Linked DNA regions of Homo sapiens: regions 2, 3, 4 and 5 are each linked to region 1. Evidence: chromatin contacts called from ENCODE Hi-C or POLR2A ChIA-PET data. All regions are on one chromosome and are shown on one strand. The core of a region is the stretch at or near the end of the contact, and the rest is flanking DNA. Distances in the headings are between cores, read along the strand shown.

Region 1 (2,700 bases), core at 201-2,700:
CAGCCTCCCAAAGTGCTGGGATTACAGGCGTGAGCTACCGCACCCGGCTGGAGACCACTGGAAAGTTCTAAGCAGAGGAGTGATTTGACTTACACTCTAATGGTATTACTGTGTTGAGAATAAACAATACTGTGTGGAGAACAGACCATGCAGGTGCAAGGACAGAGCAGGGGACACCAGTTGGGAGACTACCGCCATAATCCAAGCCAGAAGATGATGGTGGCCCAAACCAGGGCAACAGCAGTGAACATGATGAGAAGTGATGAGAGTTAGTCTGGCTAGAATTCAAAGTCAAAGCCTATCAGAAACTGCTAATGGACAGAAAGACCTAAGAGAGAGCGGAGTCAAGATACTAATGCTGAATCCCCAATGCCTTGTGCACAGGCGGGTACCCAATATATGAAGATCTAGTGAATGGCTGCGACTAGCATTTTCCCACCTAGACCGTAAATTCCCCTAAAACAGCACCTGTGTCAGAATCCTAATCTTCTCACTCCATGTTAACGAGAGCAGTAACTTTTCTGACTAAAAGTTGAGCACTTAATATGTTAGGTATGCCCACGCTATGCTGTGCTTTGCACACACCAAATCATTAAATCCTCACAACATCTAAGCAAGGTGGCTATTTTCTGCATTTCACAGACCAGGAAAGTAAGGCTCAGAAGTAGTTACCTGCCCTAGGACACATCACTGAAAATCAAACTTCAGGCAATTTGAATCCAAAGTCTGCTTTTAACCACTTTACTATCCTGAACTTCTCAAATAATGAAACGGTGAGCCACTGACTCATTCATGTGTCACCCTGGGCAAGTAAGTTCCCTTCCGTGGGATTCCAACTTCTCATCTGTCAAATGGTAGTAACAAGAGTACATGCTTCCAAAGTTACGATGAGGCTACATGAAATTCCACCCTGCACAGCGTCTACTCAGTAACTTCCAATGCAGTTAACTTAGTTCTTACCTAGGGCCATGCACTGTTCTAAACTAAGCACGAAGATTATTTCACTTAATAAAGCAACTCAACGAGGCAGATAACGTGACTAATTTGACTAACTTATTTTACAGATGAGAAACTGAGGTGTAGAGGGGTTAAGTAACCTGCTTTGGGTTACACAATGAATACGTGGCCGACTGCAAGTTTGCACCTAGAGTGTCACTTGAGAACTTATGCTCCAGGCTCCCAGAGAGAAGTGAGGGTTTTCTTTGCCCCTTTCACTGAATGGGAAACTACAGCACAAAGAAGGACAATCTGCCCAAAACCTCACACGGAGTAAGGGGCAGCGCCGGGACCAGAACCTTAGGCCGCCTGGCCCAGAAGCCCGCGCGAGTGAAATGAATGAGGCCAGACCTAGGCTAAGCGCGTCCGCGGTCCCCACGGCTGAGCCTCGGGGCGACCCGTAGCTCCGCGCTGCACCCCTCCCCCAGGCACCAACCCCGCCAGGTCGCGGGCACTCCCACCAGCTCGCAGCCCTCCTTCGGACCCTCGATCCGAGAGCGCCCCAGCCAGAGCTTGTGCCCATGCCCCTGTCCCGCAGGGGAAGGGGATCCCGCCTGGCCGGCTCTCGAGCGGCGACTAGTAACCTCCCGCGGGCGACAGCCCTCTCCCCAAAGCCACGCGCAACTCCTCACCCGGCGGCGCCATTCCTCCGAGCAGGTCCCGCCGGAGTCCGAGCCGCGGGCTGACTTCCGCTCGGGAAAGTGGCTCCAAGAGCCCGCCACAGGGGACGCCAGGGACTCGCGGCAGGCTCTGCGGGCCAGGATGAGTTCTAAGCACAGGTCAGTGTCCGCGGCCCCGCTGAGCTTCGACGCTTCCAGCAGCCGCGGCCGGGATCCCAGTCCTCCCGCTCACAGGGCCTTGCAGTTCCCGAGGACAGACCCGCCTCTCCCCCGCGCCCAGGCCCACTTGGAACCGACCGTCTCGCAACGCTCCTATTCCGGGAGCTACCGGGACGCGGTTGGGCCAGGCCTCGGGGTGGGCCCGAGACGGGGCCGCTTCTGATTGGCCTGTCTGCTGTCACTCACTCGTCTTTCTGCTGCCCGGCCCATTTTAAAGGAACAGGAAGGGTCTCGTCGGGAGGGGATAGCTTAGAAGGGATTTTTTTTTCCTCTTTAGAAAATTGTGGCAGTTTCTGGCCGGGCGCAGTGGCTCACGCCTGTAATCCCAGAACTTTGGGAGGCCGAGGCGGGCGGATTACCTGAGGTGAGGAGTTCGAGATCAGCCTGGGCAACACGGTGAAACCCCGTCTCTACTAAAAATACAAAATTAGCCGGGCGTGGTCACACATGCCTGTAATCCCAGCTACTCGGGAGCCTGAGGCAGGAGAATCGCTTGGACCTGGGAGGCGGAGGATGCGGTGAGCCAAGATCGCGCCATTGCACTCCAGCCTGGGCAACGAGTAAATCTCCGTCTCACCAAAAAAAAAAGAAAAAGAAAATTATGTCAGTTTTTTCCAAAGATTATCAGTGGGGTTGTTAATAACTGACCTACGAGTGACGTTTTATCTGATTTGCAGAGCAATGCAGTGACTCATAGAGAACATATTAGGCCAGTTTTACAGGCTCAACATGGAGGTGGCTCATCCAGGAACACCGCTCTAATAACTAGCGCCAACTACTGAATGTTTACAGTATAACCCGACACTGTGCCGAACGCTCTACAAGCATTATTTCTTTTCTTTCCTTTTTTATTGATACGGGATCT
Region 2 (2,700 bases), core at 26-2,525, 530 kb after region 1:
ATCAAACCAGCCTTCCCTAGGATCAAAGGAGAACCTGAGCAGGAGTGCTGTAGCTGGCAAGGCCCCAGAAAGGGCTGCATGGGCTGAGCTGGAGTCAGGAATCATTTCAGTGCAGTGGGCCCTTTGTCTCCAAGAGTACTAATCCCCCTAATGGGGAAGCAGCGAGAGGGTGTGGTTAAATCTTAATGAAGAGTGGGACTGAAGGTAACACACTGATCAAAGACAATTCAGCCAGAGTCAGATTCTTTATCCTAGACCAGTGATTCTCAAGCTTGGGCATGGACTGTGGCTCATGCTTGTAATCCCAACACTTAGGGAGGTGGAAGTGGGAGGAACAATTGAGGCCAGGAGTTTGAGATTAGATGGAGCAGCACAGTGAAACCTCATCTGTACAAAAAAAATTTAAAATTAGCCAGGAGTGCTGGTGCACACCTGTAGTCCTAGCTACTCAAGGCTGAGAAGGGAGGATTACTTGAGCCTGGGTCAAGGCTGCACTAAGCTATGATTGTGCCACTGCACTCTATCCTGGGTGACAAAGCAAGACCCTGTAAAAAAAAAAAAAAAAAAAAAAAAAAAAAAATCAAGCCTGGGCATGCATCGGAATCACCTGGAGGCATGAAAACAGATTGCTGGGCCTACCTCCAGAGTATGATTCCATAGATCTGGGATGCGGCCTGAGAATTTGCATGTCTAACAAATTCCCGCTGAGGCTGCTGGTCTAGGGACCATACTTGGAGACCACTGTCCAGATACTGCTGCTATTCAAAGTGTGGTCCCCAGACTGGCAACATGGGGGTCACCTGGGAGCGTATTAGAAATGCAAAATACTGAACTCTGCCCCAGACCTTCTGAATCAGAGCCTGCAGTGCAACAAGATCCCCAGGTGATTCCTATACACATTAAAGGCTGAGAAGGCAGTGCTTCCCACACTCGTCAGTCAAGGGAATCTCCTGCAGGGTTTAAAATTTAGATTCCTGGGCTCCCTATCTGGAGACTTGGATTTAGAAAGTTTGGGAGATCCCAGAAATTGCTACAATTAAGTCCCGCTGAGTGATTATTATGGTCAGGCCAGCATGGGAACTCCGGCTCATTTTCCTCAGTCCTGTGTTCCTTGGACAAGACTAAGCCACAAAGCCAGAGAAAAACCTTTTGCTCCACGATCATGACAAGGCAGCAGCTGCTCCCCTAGAAACAGGAACTTGGGGAAGGTGGCTCCTCGACGGTCTGTGATGCCGTCAGAGGAAACGGGTGGTTGTGAGAACCACAGAGTCTGCAGTCGGAGCTAGAGCTCCAAGGACCCCACGCCTGTGTCTCTGTGACAGAGCTCAAAGGGCCCTGGGCCTTCCCTCCCTGGCTCGGCTGTGCTTGGGAGGGTTCCCCAGTCCAGAATCCCTAAGGAGCATGGGGCAGCTGATCCATCCCTGGTGTACAAACTGCTGACTGCAGACAGATGCTGAGCTACCCAAACCAACACCTAGCCTCTCCCTGAAGATCCTCCCAGGCTGAGAGAGTTCTGGGTGTCCTAGGACCAAGGACACTGGCAGACTTCCAGAAGGGCCCCCAAAGCCCTAACCTGTCCAGCCAGAGCATGCGTCTCAGCAGAGCTGTCTTCCCAAGCCTTTGATGACAAACCAGTAAGTATGCTTGCTTTTGTTCTTGGATGGCCTGGAGACAGGTGAGGAAGAATGGTCTCCCCTGCCCCGACTGGGACTGGGCTTTATTTGCTGTTGGGAAAAAAACAAGCTCAAGGAGAAGGGGGAGTGGTTCTACTGAGGCTGTAAAGAGGGGTGGTTTCTGGGGGTCCCAGAAGAACCAAGACTCACCTGCTCCACCTTTGACCTCCTCTTGGAGCTTACGCTCTTCCGTGCAGCTTGTCTTCACGCCCGTCCTAGTCCCATCTCAGGTGCGCACTTGCTGTGTGACTTTGGGCCCCTCTCTGCGCTGCAGTCAGACTCCAAAGTCAGGAACGTGAGGGCTACCATCTCTCAAGACATTTCAGCTGTAGAGCCTACAGTGCACTCTCACTCTCAAAGGGGTGATATTTCTCAATTGGAAGAGAGGGAGAGGTCTCCCTTTAACTCAATCCAAATTCATTTTTTTTTTTGAGTTGGGGTCTCATTCTGTTACCCAGGCTGGAGTGCAGCGGCGTAATTATGACTAACTATAGACTTGAACCACTGGGCTCAAGTGATCCTCCTGCCTTAGCCTCCCAAGTAGCTGAGACTACAGGCATGTACCACCATGCCCAGCTAATTCGTTATATTTTTGTAGAGATGGCAGGCGGTGGTGGGGGTGGGGGTGGGGGTTCTCACTATGTTGCCCAGGCTGGTCTCGAACTCCTGGCCTCAAGCAATCCTCCTGTCTCAGCCTCCTAAATTGCTGGGATTACAGGCATGAGCCACTGTGCCTGGCCAAATTCATCACTCTTACCCCCACTGCTGAAAAATGATCTTCAGAAGCACAAAATACACATGATGGCAGGCCCAGTCCTGCACGAATGGGCTACATGAACAGAATCACATGGTTGTCCTCTCAGGGACTTGGTCACTGTATCTGAAATGGGACCCAAGTGAGATACTGAAAAAAAAAAAAAAAAAAAAAACACAATATTCTGGGCAGCGTGCTCATCTCGGCTGCCGTTGACTAACTTTTTCCTTTCACCCGATGCCTCATGTCCTCCGGAAAGTGCCTGGCACATAG
Region 3 (2,700 bases), core at 69-2,568, 570 kb after region 1:
ACTATATTTAAGTTTAATGGAAGAACACAGACGACTCAGGTTTCTGATCTGCCCTAGATTCCAGAAACCAGTCCTTATACAAGAAAAGAAAGAAATGACACAGCAGATTAGAGACTGCAGGTTTTGCAAGAGCTGGGCAGGGCTGGGGGCAGAACAAGGGCACCTTCAGGAAGTGCCTCCCATCCCCCTTTACAGGAACTTCAGGAAGGAAAATCCACTTCGGCAGCCCAGAAAACCAAGAAATGACTGCAAATATAATACGCTTTTCAAGCTACCTGGAATCAAGCTGTTTGTGATGGCCCCTTCCAGATCATGGAGCAGAGTTACGAAGCATCCTCCGAATGGGACGAGTAAGAACGTTCTGAAGTCCCAACCAATTCTCGCACATATCTGGTGGCGTTTCTCCACCCCCACACCTCACACTCACCCAGCGGGTGGTCTCAGTCTCCCCTCTTGACTCATGCTTATCAAAGTATTCGGTCCTTTACATTCAACAAGCAACAGCAGCTCAAGATTAGCGAGCCTCACTATGTGCAAAAGGCTTTAATGTACCACAGTACCCCACTTCAGAGTTATTCTGAGTTAAACGAGATTCCGCTTGCAGAGCACCTGGCACGTAGAAAGCATTCTCAGCAGAAGTCTGTTACTGTTAATGTTTGTGCTACTTAATTCGAAAGAAACAAGTAACCTACTCAAAACCCTACTGCACATAAAAGGCGGAGGCCGAATCGAATTCAGCTCCCTTTCCCAGTTCAGGCACAAACCCTGCCCGCGAATGACAACGCCTCTCCCCGCTCCTCGCCAATTCCGCATAACTAGGGGGCTTCATCCTTAGGCCACCCTTCGGGGAGCTCCAAGCCCAGCTGTCCGCCCAGTGCCCGCCAAGTTTGCTCTGACACCCTTGGGCCACCCGCCCCACTGCCCTACTCGATTGTGCCGGAACGAGGACGAGGGCAGGCCCGCGCCAGTCTTCCGTTCCCCGAGTCCCAGCCGACTCCTCGCACCCGCGCCCTGTTCAGACTCCACCGTACCTTATCCTCCCAGGCCGCGTCGCTCCGCAGCACCTTACTCCAGACGGAGACTTTGAGGGCCCCGTTGGCCAGCTGCGGCTGAGGCGGCTCCTCCTTCCGCCGCCCGCCGCTCATCCTCCCGTCGCGCCGCCCGGGCCGGGCCTGGGGCGCGCGGGCTGAGCCAAAGGGAGTCGGGGTCTAGGGTCGCAGGTCACGGCGCGGGGCGGCTGCAGGCTCAGCGGCCCGGTCCTGCGGCGCGCTGCGGTTCCTCACAACCTGGCCAAGCTACCCGGTTCCGCCGGCTCTACAGAGCAGGCGCCGCGAAGGGAGGGGCGGTGCAGTGTCGCGCGCCCTCCCGCCGACGTGCTCACGCAGCCAATCGGCGACCGCGAAGCCATCCGAGTGAAACAGCGACCGGCGCCTTGGCGCAAGCGCGCTACTCGTGGCGGAAATGACGTCAGCATCCGCCGGGCTCGCGGTAAGGTGTGAGGGGAGGGACAATCTTGGTAGAACGGTGACATGGGCGCCAGGAGGCGCTGTGGAGACCGAGGAGGTAGGGGAAAACCGAGGCTGGACGTCAGCGTCGCCCAGTCGGCCACAGCTGCCCCTCGAGCAGCGAGTGGGGCAGGAGCGGCTCTACCTTTCCTTGCGACCTACTCGCCTGCTGAGCCCAGACCTTGCTCCAGGGTAGCTCCAAGCTGCCCCACAGGATTTAGCCCGCTTATTTTCTCCCCTAACCCTGCAAGTTCTGTAGGGCCTTGTTGAAGATGTTAACTCTTCTGTAATAACTAACCATTTCATCTTGCCCAGCACCCTCTTTTGGCACACGAGAGCCCTGAGACCCCAAAAGAGGAAATGAGATTCTGAGGCCGTATAGCAAGGTGGACCCAACCGGGGACTCCTGGGCGGCAAATACAAGGATTGGGTTAGGTATCAGGATATCTGAGTGTTCACATACAGCGTCCTCACCATGTGCTGCGTCAGTGGTTCACAAAGTGAGCTTCCGGATCAGCAGCGGCCGTATCGCCTGGGAACTGGGTAGAGGCGCAGGTTCTCGGCCCCCATTCCACGCCTACTGACTCAGAACCCCTGGGGATGGGGCTCCTTCCGGTGGCCCTCCAGGTGGTGCCAGGCTCACTGTGCTGGTAAGTCCAGAGACCAAGGCACATCCCTTCTGGACAGTGGATTTTTTTTTTTTTTTTTTTTTGAGACGGCACGGTCTCTGCTCACTGCAACCTCCACCTCCCGGGTTCAAGCGATTCTCGTGCCTCAGCCTCCCACGTAGCTGGGATCACAGGCGCCCACTACCACGCTCCACTAGTTTTTTTTGTATTTTAGTAGAGACGGGGGTTTCACTATGTTGCCCAGGCTGGTCTCGAACTCCTGAGCTCAGGCAATCCGCCCATCTTGGCCTCCCAAAGTGCTAGGATTACAGGCGTGAGCCACCTCACCCGGCCTCTGGACAGTGGATTTATAAAGACAAGTAATGTATCTGGTACCTGGGTGTGTCTGACTCCAGAATCTGTGCTCTTAACCGTTAAACTTTAAAGCTGAGAGTATCTTTTTTTTTTTTAAACAGGTCAGAGTATCTTTTGCATACCTATCAACATTCACCTGTAATTCTTCACTTTTCAGGAGTAATAGAACCTCCCTAGGGAGGCCAGGCGCAGTGGCTCACTCCCATAATCCC
Region 4 (2,700 bases), core at 169-2,668, 710 kb after region 1:
TCTGGGAAATCTGGGAACCCGAGAGAGATTTACACCACACACCTCATCAACCTCATTACATTCCTGTAAGGACTAGACTTCATTCCTGCTCAGGTGTTCAATTCCACAGCCTGCACCCTGGCCCAGTCTGACTTGACAGTGCCTGCTGCCAGGACCAAGTAGGGGAAAGGTGACTTGCTTCTGAAAACCACCAATCCCCACACAAAACAAAGCTGATGATGGTGATGACTGCCATTTATTGAGGGGCTGTTACTACACGAGTTCTCATTTCCATCCCAATCTGATAGGGAGGAAAACGGAGGTACAGAAAGCTGACTAATCCAAGGTCACACAGCAACAAGCTAGGCTGTCATGCAAACCAGGGTCCTCTCAGTTCAGCTTTTCCCAGGTTGCAGCCGACAGGCTCTCAGCACCAGCATCCTCTAGAGAGCTGGTTTAAAAACCTAGGGGCATGTGATTCCTGCCCCAAGACCTGCCAAATGAGAGTGTCTAGGGATGGAGCTTTATAAAGACAAGAAACCCAAATTTTATATATGAGAAAACTGAGGCACAGAAAGGTGGCGTGACCTGCCAAGGTCATGCCGTAAGCATCCTCAGGAGTCCTGCTGGGACTCCAGAGCCAGCAAGGACAAACTTCCTGGGGGAGGTGGCATTTGACAGTGTGGGCCTCTAGGGGAAGAGAGGGCACTATAGGGGAAGAGGACAGCATTAATAAAGGCTGAAGCGGGAAAGGACAGGCAACAACTTCTCAAAGTGGCTAGGGGAAGGAAGAAATACATACAGAACCACGATGACAGCCTTCCCGCAAGAGCCCATCTGAGCTTCTGGGAAGAAAGCCTGTGTGGCATTTACAATCTGCAGGTCTCCAGCAGTGGCCCTCTGGGTGTGTCTGGTTGCTGCTCAGGATGAGAAAGCCACGGGAGGTGGTGACTCAGTCCCCACCCAGCCTCCAGATAGCCTCCTTTTAAATTCAAGATGAGCTCAGAGACTGGGGAAATGTCAAGAAAACCCTCCTCCCAGAACAGATGGGAACAGACCCAGGGAAGGCGGCCTGAGGGGTAGGCTATCAGGCAGAAGCCATAAACCTGGAGAAACGCTGCGGGCTGTGGAGAAGAGGCCTGGGCTACAAGTTTGCCTGTCACTGCTGTGGCTGTGGGCCCCTGAGCAGGTCCTTGTCTCTCTCTGGGCCCCCTATTTTTCATTCACCTGTGAAACAGGGAGAACTCCACTGGCTTCCGACTTCCAGGCCTGTTGGTGGAGAACAATGGTCGGGAAAGAGCCTGGCTGATTACACAATGCCTCACACAGCCTGGGAGAGATGAGAAGATCACTCCTATTACTATTAGAATAGCCACAGGTGCTTTCCTAGTTATCTAAACCCCAACCACAGGGCATGCGGGGGTGGGGGGGATGGGGGGGGAACTGGGCTGTCTAGTTCCTACAAAGAGAAAAGTCACCCAGATGTTTTTGGGAAGGGAAAGTTCACATTTATTAAGTGCCTACTGTGCACCAGATTTAAAAAAAAATACATAATCTCATTTAATCCTCATCATAATCCTGTAGTACAGATCTTGAGTCCAGATAAGAAAACTGAAGCTCAAAGAAATAATTTGCCCAAGATTACAAACGCAGTGAATGATGGAGACTGATTAAAACCAGGCGTTTGTGGTTCTGAAACCCAGAGTTTCTACTCTCTGGAACAGTTTCTTCTTTTTTTTTTTTTGAGACAGAGTTTTGCTTTTGTCACCCATGCTGGAGTGCAATGGTGCAATCTCAGCTCACTGCAACCTCCGCTTCCCAGGTTCAAATGATTCTCCTGCGTCAGCCTCCCAAGTAGCTGGGATTACAGGCGTGTGCCACCACACCCAGCTAATTTTTGTATTTTCAGTAGAGACGGGGTTTCACCATGTTGGCCAGGCTGATGTCGAACCCCTGACCTCCAGTGATCTGCCCGCCTCGGCCTCCCAAAGTGTTGGGATTACAGGCGTGAGCCAGCGCGCCCGGTCGACAGGGTCTCATTTTGTTACCCAGGCTGGAGTGCAGTGGCATGATCTCAGCTCACTGCAGTCTCGACCTCCTGACCTTCTGGATTCAAGCTGTCCTCCTGCCTCAGCCTCCTCCAAGTAGCTGGGAATACAAGCGCATGCCACCACACCCAGCTAATTTTTGTATTTTTTGGAGCAACAGGGTTTTGTCTTGTTGCCCAAGCTGGTCTTGAACTCCTGAGCTCAAGCGACCTGCCTGCCTTGGCCTCCCAAAGTGCTAGGATTACAGGAGTGAGCCGCTGCTCACACAATTCTTGAGGGATTCCATGATTTCAGAATCAGTCTTAGGATAAGGAATGTTATTCCCATTTTATGGATTAGGAAGCTGAAGCCCAAAGGAAAGTGACATCCCTAAAAGTGGGTGAGATGTGGGAACTGGGATCCTGCACCCCTCACTTCCAGGCCAGGCACCAAGCCCTTCTTCTTTTCCACTGCAAGTAGCTGAAGTAAAGCACCAAGCACAGCGTACACAGTAAAAAGGTCAAAGGATGTTAGAGATTGTCATTATACACCAGGGGCAGGTGATAACAGCATGACAGTGACTTCTTCAAAGGCAGTGCCATGGAACAGGACCCAGAAGTCCTGGCTCAAACCTCTGTGGGTCCCTGGCCCTTCTGGGCCTCATCTCTTCATCTGTAAGACAAGGCGCTTGAAC
Region 5 (2,700 bases), core at 165-2,664, 510 kb before region 1:
GTGGGAAGACTGCTTGAGGCTAGGAGTTTGAGACCATCTTGGGCAACATAGCAAGACCCTGTCTCTACAAAAAATTTAAAAATCAGCCAAGCATAGTGATGCCTGCCTGCAGTCCTAGCTACTTGGGAGGATACCTTAGACCTAGGAGTTTAAGGCTACTGTGAGCAATGATTGTGCCACTGCACTCCAGCATGGGCGACAGAGCAAGATCCTGTCTCTAAATAACAATAAAATAAAATTTTAAAAATTAATTAAGTATATTTTATTTCACCCATTATCCAAAATATGATCATTTAATCAATATGACCAATAACCAATGTAATTGATATAATCAGTACGATCATGTAATCAATATAAAAATTTCACTTTTTCCATACTAGTCTCCAACCCAAATGTGTCTTTATACTTACAGTATTTCTCAATTCAGACTAGTCACATTTCAAGCAATCAACAGCCTATGTGGCTAGTGGCTACGACATTCGGCAGTGCAGCTCTACTGCTCCTCGCAATGACCCTCCTATGGAATCAAAGTGGGGGAAAAACTTTGGGGTGGAAGTCAGTACGCCTGAGCTCAAATTCCAGCTCCTTGTTTCTGAGTGACTTTGGACAAGCCCTTTCTGCTCTCTAGGTCCCATACAGTTTCCCCACAAGTTTCCTAGGCAAGGGGGACCCTGAGCAAGATTCCTAGAAACTCATTCCATGCTAGAATTCCCAACATCTCCTGCAAATCGCAGTAAACACAAGCACAGCTTTCCACACTTTAAAACCAGCTTTCATACATATCAGTTGGTACAGTCCTCAAACAACCCTACTAAGGCAGTTATTAGTGTCTCCACTATATAGATACAAAAACTTGGTTCAAAGAGGGGGGGAATGACTTGTCCAAAAGCCACATAGCCAGTCAGTGGAGAAGCTGGAGATCAAATCCAAGTGAGACCAGTGCACTCCCACCGCCGCCACCACCATCACCTCAATGACTGGGGGGACATGAGAGCTGAGAGGACATGGTTGTGAAAAAAAGGATAGTCTGGGGTTTCAGAGGAGTTTCAGGGAACCAGGCCCCAGGGTGAGGAAGAGGAGGTGAAGGGCTCAGGTCTTGAGAAGGGATGAATCGAAAGGGCCCAGGAGGGCTTCGGAGAGCAAAGTAAAACGAGGGGCTGAGACCCCGGGTGGCATGAGAAGTTAGAGGGCCCGGGAGTGAGGCGAGAGGAGGTGAGATGAAAGGGCTCTGGCTCCTGCGACCCCTGCCCAGGTGAGAACGCGGTCGCTCGGCCCTCCCTGCCCCTCATACCTGGTAGCTCAGAAGTTCGCCCACGTCCATGGTACCCGGCCCAGCAAATACTCCACTTCCCTGCACTCACGCCCAGACCGCGGGCCCGTCAGCCGCGGCTCCAGCCACACTGCCGTAAAGTGCGGCGAGCGGAGCCGCAGAGCCAATAGGGCAAAAGTGCGAGCGACAAGCGAGCCGGCCACACCGCGGTAAAAGGACGCGCCGCCGTAAAGCGCGCTGCATTTGGAACAGGGTTGCTTCCGCCTGGAGCCTGAGGGGGCGGGGAAAGGGGGCGGAGACTTAGAGGAGGGGCGGGAGGGGAGAGCAGGGACCAGAAGAAACCAAACTTGATTGCGCGTCCCTAGTGTCCAGGGCGGAGTGCCGGGTGTTTCGTGTGCGCTCTCACGAGCTTCCAGTGATTTATCCTCATTTCACAGAAAAGGAAACTGACGCTCCCAACTGCACCATCCAATACTTTACTCACTAGCCACATATGGCTACCGAGCGCTTGAGATATGGCTACTCCGAAGTGAGATGTGCCATAAGTGTAAATAAAATACACACCAGATTTCTAAGACTTACATTGATTACAGGTTGAAATGATATTTTGGATATACTGGGTCAAATTCATATATTATAAAATGAATTTTACCTGTTTCTCTTTACTTCTTAAATGTGGTTAGTAGAAAGTTTTAAATTACACATGTGGCTCTCATTTGTGGTTCCCATTAATTTCTATCAGATAGTGCTGGCTCAAAAAGTGACTTGTTCCAAGGCTGTACAACTATTACTGGCTGAGAAACTATTGGTGATCACATGTCCCTCTCTAGGCTTGTGTCTGCTCATCTATGCGAAGTCTAACGGTCACTAGATGATCCCCTTGCTACCCAGGTGATATAAAAAGGTTTCTGGAGGAGAAAGTTGCCCATAATTGGAAGAGAATCATTCAGAGTGCATCTGATCTTAAACAAGATCAGAATGCACCTGGGACTTAAGGCTCCATCTTCAAAGGAAATTAAACCTCCTTCCATAAGCCCCTGTCCTTTATATTTATAATTATATTTATGTATTATATTATATTTATATGCCCTTCATATTTATAATTTTGGTCCCCATCCCATCTGCACTGGCTCCAATTATACAGAAATTATTCTTATTCCTCAGAATGACAAATCCTCTCCCCTTCTGCCTGGCCATCAGCACCATACCTCATCCAATTCTCTCATCTTTCGGGTCTCAAATGTCACTTTCTTACAAGGGCTTCTTCAACTCACCCTGGTCCAGGTAATCAACCTCTCTCCTCATTATTCTTTTTCCAAGTACCTGCTCCACTACGTATATATCTCATTCTGTAATTTTGTGCTTAATGGTTGACTATTTGTTTCTTGACAGCCTCATTTACTGGATTGCAAGCTCTATGCAAGCAGGAC

The links. Hi-C counts contacts between places; a loop is a spot of excess contacts on that map. ChIA-PET counts read pairs that join two places held with the same protein, here RNA polymerase II (POLR2A). Pooled maps may share reads with other maps.
Region 2: a pooled map shows a loop between it and region 1 (8-fold over the local background). The contact joins the promoter of SLA2 here to the promoter of MROH8 in region 1. A Hi-C loop is called at or near these places in 3 of 50 pooled maps. POLR2A ChIA-PET finds 5 or more read pairs at or near these places in 2 of 52 experiments (activated CD4-positive, alpha-beta memory T cell and activated CD8-positive, alpha-beta T cell).
Region 3: a loop to region 1 is called in a map of B cell, with 5 times the contacts of the local background. The contact joins the promoter of RAB5IF here to the promoter of MROH8 in region 1. A Hi-C loop is called at or near these places in 2 of 168 maps with a recorded cell type or tissue (B cell and naive thymus-derived CD4-positive, alpha-beta T cell), 2 of 37 single-sample maps with no recorded cell type and 10 of 50 pooled maps. POLR2A ChIA-PET finds 5 or more read pairs at or near these places in 3 of 52 experiments (CD4-positive, alpha-beta memory T cell, GM12878 and PC-9).
Region 4: a pooled map shows a loop between it and region 1 (10-fold over the local background). The contact joins the enhancer-like site here to the promoter of MROH8 in region 1. A Hi-C loop is called at or near these places in 3 of 168 maps with a recorded cell type or tissue (B cell, CD8-positive, alpha-beta T cell and naive thymus-derived CD4-positive, alpha-beta T cell), 2 of 37 single-sample maps with no recorded cell type and 13 of 50 pooled maps.
Region 5: a loop to region 1 is called in a map of B cell, with 8 times the contacts of the local background. The contact joins the promoter of CTNNBL1 here to the promoter of MROH8 in region 1. A Hi-C loop is called at or near these places in 5 of 168 maps with a recorded cell type or tissue (B cell, CD4-positive, alpha-beta T cell, naive thymus-derived CD4-positive, alpha-beta T cell and 1 more), 4 of 37 single-sample maps with no recorded cell type and 15 of 50 pooled maps. POLR2A ChIA-PET finds 5 or more read pairs at or near these places in 2 of 52 experiments (MCF 10A and PC-3).

What each region holds. Positions count from the first base shown.
Region 1 is chr20:37,178,298-37,180,997 of GRCh38, reverse strand. MROH8 (maestro heat like repeat family member 8) reads left to right here and starts at 1,450. Exons shown (of 25, transcript NM_152503.8): 1 at 1,450-1,609; 2 at 1,611-1,775. The coding sequence starts at 1,518. RPN2 (ribophorin II) reads right to left here and starts at 1,668. Exons shown (of 17, transcript NM_002951.5): 1 at 1,629-1,668. The coding sequence starts at 1,641. RefSeq lists a silencer at 1,393-1,442 and enhancers at 993-1,550, 1,563-1,612, 1,963-2,042, 1,551-2,110.
Region 2 is chr20:36,644,771-36,647,470 of GRCh38, reverse strand. It overlaps SLA2 (Src like adaptor 2), which reads left to right and starts at 1,275. Exons shown (of 8, transcript NM_032214.4): 1 at 1,275-1,634.
Region 3 is chr20:36,604,397-36,607,096 of GRCh38, reverse strand. RAB5IF (RAB5 interacting factor) reads right to left here and starts at 1,318. Exons shown (of 4, transcript NM_018840.5): 1 at 1,032-1,318. The coding sequence starts at 1,145. The region is part of intron 2 of TGIF2-RAB5IF (TGIF2-RAB5IF readthrough); the gene reads right to left. RefSeq lists enhancers at 1-173, 1,525-1,664, 2,395-2,444 and silencers at 1,015-1,324, 2,004-2,403.
Region 4 is chr20:36,463,874-36,466,573 of GRCh38, reverse strand. All of the region lies in intron 7 of DLGAP4 (DLG associated protein 4), which reads right to left. Among named protein-coding and RNA genes, the nearest start is that of MYL9, 76 kb to the left of the region's middle. RefSeq lists a silencer at 774-1,068 and enhancers at 959-1,138, 714-1,639, 1,640-2,566. Within about 2 kb of position 1,418, at least 25 of the 41 ENCODE cell types and tissues checked have a DNase peak (open chromatin) inside an H3K27ac peak, as active enhancers do; they include CD8-positive, alpha-beta T cell, where a contact is called at or near this core.
Region 5 is chr20:37,692,744-37,695,443 of GRCh38, reverse strand. CTNNBL1 (catenin beta like 1) reads right to left here and starts at 1,414. Exons shown (of 16, transcript NM_030877.5): 1 at 1,292-1,414. The coding sequence starts at 1,321. RefSeq lists an enhancer at 1,077-1,136.